Linked DNA regions of Homo sapiens: region 1 is linked to region 2. The links are chromatin contacts, found by Hi-C or POLR2A ChIA-PET in ENCODE. All regions are on one chromosome and are shown on one strand. The core of a region is the stretch at or near the end of the contact, and the rest is flanking DNA. Distances in the headings are between cores, read along the strand shown. Region 1 holds the start of RDX (radixin). Region 2 overlaps RDX (radixin).

Evidence for each region. Hi-C counts contacts between places; a loop is a spot of excess contacts on that map. ChIA-PET counts read pairs that join two places held with the same protein, here RNA polymerase II (POLR2A). Pooled maps may share reads with other maps.
Region 1: a map of gastrocnemius medialis shows a loop between it and region 2 (5-fold over the local background). The contact joins the promoter of RDX here to the enhancer-like site in region 2. A Hi-C loop is called at or near these places in 11 of 168 maps with a recorded cell type or tissue (B cell, CD4-positive, alpha-beta memory T cell, HepG2 and 7 more), 1 of 37 single-sample maps with no recorded cell type and 11 of 50 pooled maps. POLR2A ChIA-PET finds 5 or more read pairs at or near these places in 14 of 52 experiments (A673, GM12878, HCT116 and 11 more).

Annotation. Positions count from the first base shown.
Region 1 is chr11:110,295,230-110,297,929 of GRCh38, reverse strand. RDX (radixin) reads left to right here and starts at 1,316. Exons shown (of 14, transcript NM_002906.4): 1 at 1,316-1,463. RefSeq lists silencers at 934-1,733, 1,784-1,833, 1,844-1,943, 2,074-2,133 and an enhancer at 1,347-2,219.
Region 2 is chr11:110,250,707-110,253,406 of GRCh38, reverse strand. All of the region lies in intron 9 of RDX (radixin), which reads left to right. Among named protein-coding and RNA genes, the nearest start is that of RDX, 45 kb to the left of the region's middle. Within about 2 kb of position 1,431, at least 8 of the 41 ENCODE cell types and tissues checked have a DNase peak (open chromatin) inside an H3K27ac peak, as active enhancers do; they include HCT116, PC-3 and gastrocnemius medialis, where a contact is called at or near this core.

The DNA of each region.
Region 1 (2,700 bases), core at 67-2,566, 45 kb before region 2:
CCTTGAGGAATTTGCTATCTAAAGGCCCTTGAGTTTAACCCTTGAGTCTCTTGGGGGCTTTTAATTGTTCGGAGAGGTCTCAAAGGGCAATAGTGGAAACTCACTGAAGAGGCAGGCTAGTGAAAGTGATTTGCAGATATTTCCTGGAAAAGCTACTGTCTCACCTAAGGTAAATGCTAAGGCAGGAAGTATAGGAGTTATTTGTCCTATAAAAGTAAGTATACTCAGGCGTTTTGTTATTTGAATCTAAAGTTTGTTCACAAAAGATAAGCTAAAAAAAGTATTGCAAACAGGGCAAGCCAGGCGAATCTGATTTTGTGCGCTTGCTGTTTGTATACTCATAGCAAGTTTTGCTCCCTGAATCATCCCAGCAGACAATACTGAGGGGACTCAGCATGGATTAGATGACAGAAGACTGATCCAGAAGTCAGGAGCTTCCTGTCTCATCCCAGCCACTAACTAAAGTGAGTGGGCTAGACTTAGTCTTAAGATCGAATGCCTAACTTTCTCTAAATCTAGAATTATGTAGGTTTGGCGGCTCTTTGGGGCCCTACTTCCAACTTTTTCTTGCTAACCAACTCCTTCCAACTGCCAAAGCATGTCGTTGGTAATAAAAAATTATCACACATCCTTGCTTGGATTAAAATTTGCACTCCTGATTTGGGGTCTTATCCATTGAGGTTTTGGTGAAGTTTGAAAATTGTCGCTGAAAAATTAAGTTTTTCTAGTTGGCTAAAACCTGCCAAAATAATGTAAACGTTCTTTGTTGCAAATCTAAATTCCGCTCAGGTAGGCCCTTTTCTCCTTCCCAGTCCAGGATCTTCAAACCTAACAGCCAAGTCTCACGCTTCATTTGGTCCCCGGCTCCCTCTGGGAAGAATTCCTCCTCTGGGGGCGACGGCAACGCCCTCAGTGAGTTTGCTGGCACCAGCGGGAGTTTCAAGTTTCCACTCGTTGGGGAGGCGGCGGGCACACTCCGAGCTTTGGGCTGGGCGGCTCCGCTTCCCTCGACCGCAGGTTTAGCTGGAGCCCAGCGCTCTCTGGAAGGGCTCGACCCTCCGGCGCATTCGCCCTATTTCCCTGGGCGCTCCCGAGCCCGCAGCCACCCACCTCGCGTTGGCCGGCCCCAGACCGCGACCCCCGGCCACGCCCGGAGCCAGGCCTGCGGCTGCGAGCCTGCGGGAGGGGCGGGGCGGGGGCGGCCCCCAGCGGCGGCGTTGGCGCTCAGTCCGCGGCGCGAGGACGGCCGGCCGGCAGGGGGAGGCGGGGGGGCGCCGGGCAGCCCCGCCTTTTCCCGCGGAGGCGCCGAGCGGCCATATTGCGGAGCTGTCTGCGGTGGCGGCGGCGCCTCTCGTCTCCCGCGGGCCAGCGCTCGCACCACCGCTTCTCCCTCCCTGTCGCAGCCGCGCCGCCGCGCAGCGCCCCAGCCACACGCCGGCGGGCAGAAGCCGCCCGCTCTCCGGGTAAGGCGCGGCGCCCTCCCTTCCCCCACTCCCCGCTCCCGGTTCCTCCGGAGACGCTAAGGTGGCGGCGCGAAGTTGCGGGGCCCGTGCTGCCCGGCCGTGGCGCCGCCGCCAGGGCTTGGCGCGCCTCCGCTCGCGCCCAGCTGGCCGAGGCGCCACTGTGGTAACGGCCCGGCCGGCCAGGCTCCTCCCGGGGCTGGTAGGGGCCGCGAGGCCCTGCCCGAGTCGTGGCTGAGCCGCGGCCCGAACGTGCCTGGCCGGGCCAAAGTCGACCTTCGCCGCCGCGGGATTCTCCTTTCCTCGGGGCGCGGAGTCTGCCTTCAGCGCCGGTGTCGGACCCCCAGCGCCCTGGGGACGGTGGGCTCCCGCTGCCTGGACTGGGCCCCGGGCCCGGGCTGGCATGGTCCCAAGGGTTGTTTGAAAATCCAGATATTCAGCGTAGGTAGAATTCGATTTTACATTTATTAGAACTTGTTCCCCGGCCTCCAGTTTGAAAGGAGGGGTGTTAAATTACTAGAGAGCGTGCGTTCCGCCCCAGTGGCAAAGGGGATGTTGCATGACAGGCTTTGGGGCGCCAGTCGCTCCCGCCGCTCGCACCCGCCAGGCCAGGGCCGCGGTTCCCGGCCGCAGCTCTACCTGCTGCTGTTGCAGCTCTCGGAGCCCTGTAACTTTCTCGGGCCCTTGAGGCCGCTCAGTTTTAGTGTCTCAGACCCCACCAGACAAGTTCAGTACATGATATCCCTCTTTTCCTTTAAAGGATTCTAAACTCAATTCCCGGACTAACTTTGAAAGGGGGCAGTGCATTTTTGTTTTTTTTTTTTTTTCAGTTTAAACAGACTACATCACTTCCTAGACAGATGTCATGTTTCTTCAGACATTCCCAATATTTGGTGGTTTTTTTTTTTCCTTAAAGAGTAGTTACTAGGTTGGAAATGTGTTAAAAGTCAACTTCATAAAAATATATTTTAAAATACATTTGAGATTTTGGTGGAAGACACGTTGCTGAGGAACTCGATGGCATTCTTGTGGCACTAAGACTGGCAGGATGTAAATATAAAAGTCTAAGATAATAAGGGTTTATTTGATAAACGAGTACTTTGACATAGACATTGTAATCTATTGTTTAAGGAGCATACTTCTTTTTTTTTTTTTTTTTTTAGAACACTAAATACTCTTTTATATGACTGATGGAGCTAAGAAGGAACAATTACCCCGTTCATGTTGCTGGATAAATAAT
Region 2 (2,700 bases), core at 182-2,681:
CCTGGAATCAGATTACTGGGTCCAGTGACATTAATTTCCAAATCTGGTTTTAGATTAATTTCAACTTTGTGCTTTACTTGAAAAAATTTAGAGACCAAACTAAAGTTAACCTTTATTGAATAAATCTTTATGGAACAACGTGATAGTCTAAGAAATAGAGTAAGTCCTTAAAAAAAATTTGAAGAGCCCTAAACATATGTATTTTAAATATTGGATATAAGGTACTTTGTATCTAGAAGGAAGCCATCTGCTAGATACCATTTTGCTACTATAGTTTTAGGTTTTATATTGAATGATTTTTTTTCTTATTCAACAACTGTTCTGTGTAAGAGATTTTATTGATTTTTACCTATTTTGTCATATTAACTCAAATTATCTTCCTTAGAGAAGTTAACCACATAACAAAACATTTTTTATATGGGTTTGAAGCTTGTCAGTAATTACTAATCCCATCATTAAAGATACTGAGTTGGTGAGCTGAGGATGGTGGCATGTGCCTGTAGTCTCAGCTACTTGGGAGGCTGAGGCAGGAGGATTGCTTGAGTACAGGAGTTTGAAGACAATCAGGGCAACAGGCAACATGCAGTGTAGTAAAACCCTTTCTCTTAAAAATAAAAATAAAAAAAAGAGTAATGAGTTGGATTGTTACTTTGATGGGCTATGTCCTTTTTTATTGTGCTCATGTGCTGTAGCATTACATTGTGGTTCTAATCTTAAATGCTTTTTAAAAATACTCTTTATTGGGCTTTACTTTCTATACAGTACATTCTTATACACATAGCCTTGCATTTCCCTCTGTCAAAGGGAAGACTTCTTTTAGTTTCCACTTAATTTTTTTAAATCGTCTTAAAGATTTCACTGTCTCTTAAAGGTTTTCTAGCATGAGATAAATGAGGAATTATTTTATATACAGTTCCTGTATCTCATACTCATCACTCTATAGTATGCCTAACTGTTCTGCTCATTCATAATGTTGATATATTATTTACATTCTCAACTTACTATATTTATCTATATATCCTTTATTTCATGGCTTATAGAGAAATACTGTATTGCTTCTAGTACAGGTAGTATGTTTACTTAGTATCATTTGGTAATGGTGCTATATTTTAGTTACTCTAAGGCTTAGATGGAAGTGGAAGACTTAAGTTTCTTTTTTGGCACAATAATCCGTAGTTCTCCTGGATAAATGTTAGAGCTCTTCATTAGTAAGCATTTATTGACTGCTTTATACTCAGTTGGAATTCAGTAACTTTTATTCAGTTTGAATGCCTAGGAGATATATTATTCTAGTCACCTAGGAATTGGCAGTCTTTCAGAAATGGCATGCTGAGTCATTTATTCCCTGCTTTACAGGTCAGAGAGAGAGAAATGGCAGCTGTATGTGTGGAAACAATTTTGATTAAGCCCATTGGCAAAGTAGCCAGCAGATATACCTGGGAGAATGCCCAGAGGTATGCTGCCTGTGCTGCTAGACTCTCTTGGGCAAGAACAGTAGTTGGGAAAGAGTAGCAAAGAGACCTCTTTCCCTACAATACTTTGGTATATTTGGCTATATTTACTCCCTATAATTTTTATAACCTAGGGGTTTTTTGGCAATGAAAATGACCTTATACACTATGAGTGGTTATTCCATGTAGTTTTTGAAGCTCTTAAATTATTGGCATCCAAATTGAATTATGACTGATAATTTTTGCACGTTTTTGTATGGCTAAAATTGTTTCCACATGTGAAAACTGAAAGCCCCAAGTTTACAGTTTAGAGTTACATACCTATGTACCAATTGTAGGTTAGCTGTGGGAGATTCTGCACCAAGGCTGGCTAGTGTCATACAAAGAACACAGGCTTTGGAACTAGATAAATCTGGGCTTGACTCCTCTTCTAACACTCAATCGAACAGATAATTTTGAGCCTGTGTTTCCTTGCTCTTACTATGAAAATAATATTCTTACCTTCAAGCGTTTTTGTAAGAAATCATGACAGTGGTATACAGGCATTTAGCAAAGTACCCGGTACTTAATAAAAAATAGCCATTATAATAATTCCTAATATTATTATAAACTAAGTTGGATATGTTTTTAATATTCATGGAAGAAAAGTGTAATTAGACCCATTTGATCTTTAAAAAGTAAGATATTCTAAAGTAATTTTTTGCATATTAATACAAGGAATAATAGTTTATTAATGTGATTTATGTCCTTGAAATAGAACAACTGCATTGAAATGAGTGTTTTCAAACCCAAACTCCAAATAAAAATATCTGCATCTATTGTTACAGTAATCACAAAAGACTTCATGAGGAAAGTGGGACTGAAGCTTGAAGGTTAGAGAGAGCAAGAGATACGTTCAGAAGAAGAAGCCAACATAGATGAATATGTAGAGATAAAAATATGTGTGGTGTGCCTATGGGCCAGTGAGGTCCTCTAAAATGAACAGCATTTAGGGGAGCAGCAAGATCTGGTTTCATAAAGGAGACAAGACAGGCCTACAAAAACTAGATATCACTGAGTAATGTAAAGGGCTGAAGGCATTTGTATTATTTGAATGAAGTGTTGGCTGGAGATGGCTATTGTCAGGGTAGGATTCTTATAAAATGTGAGATACGAGCCTCACAGAGTACAGTAAACTACAACATGTTTTAAATATTATAATCAGTTTAAATATCTGCTGTATACTTATTCCATTTTTCAGTAGGAAGAC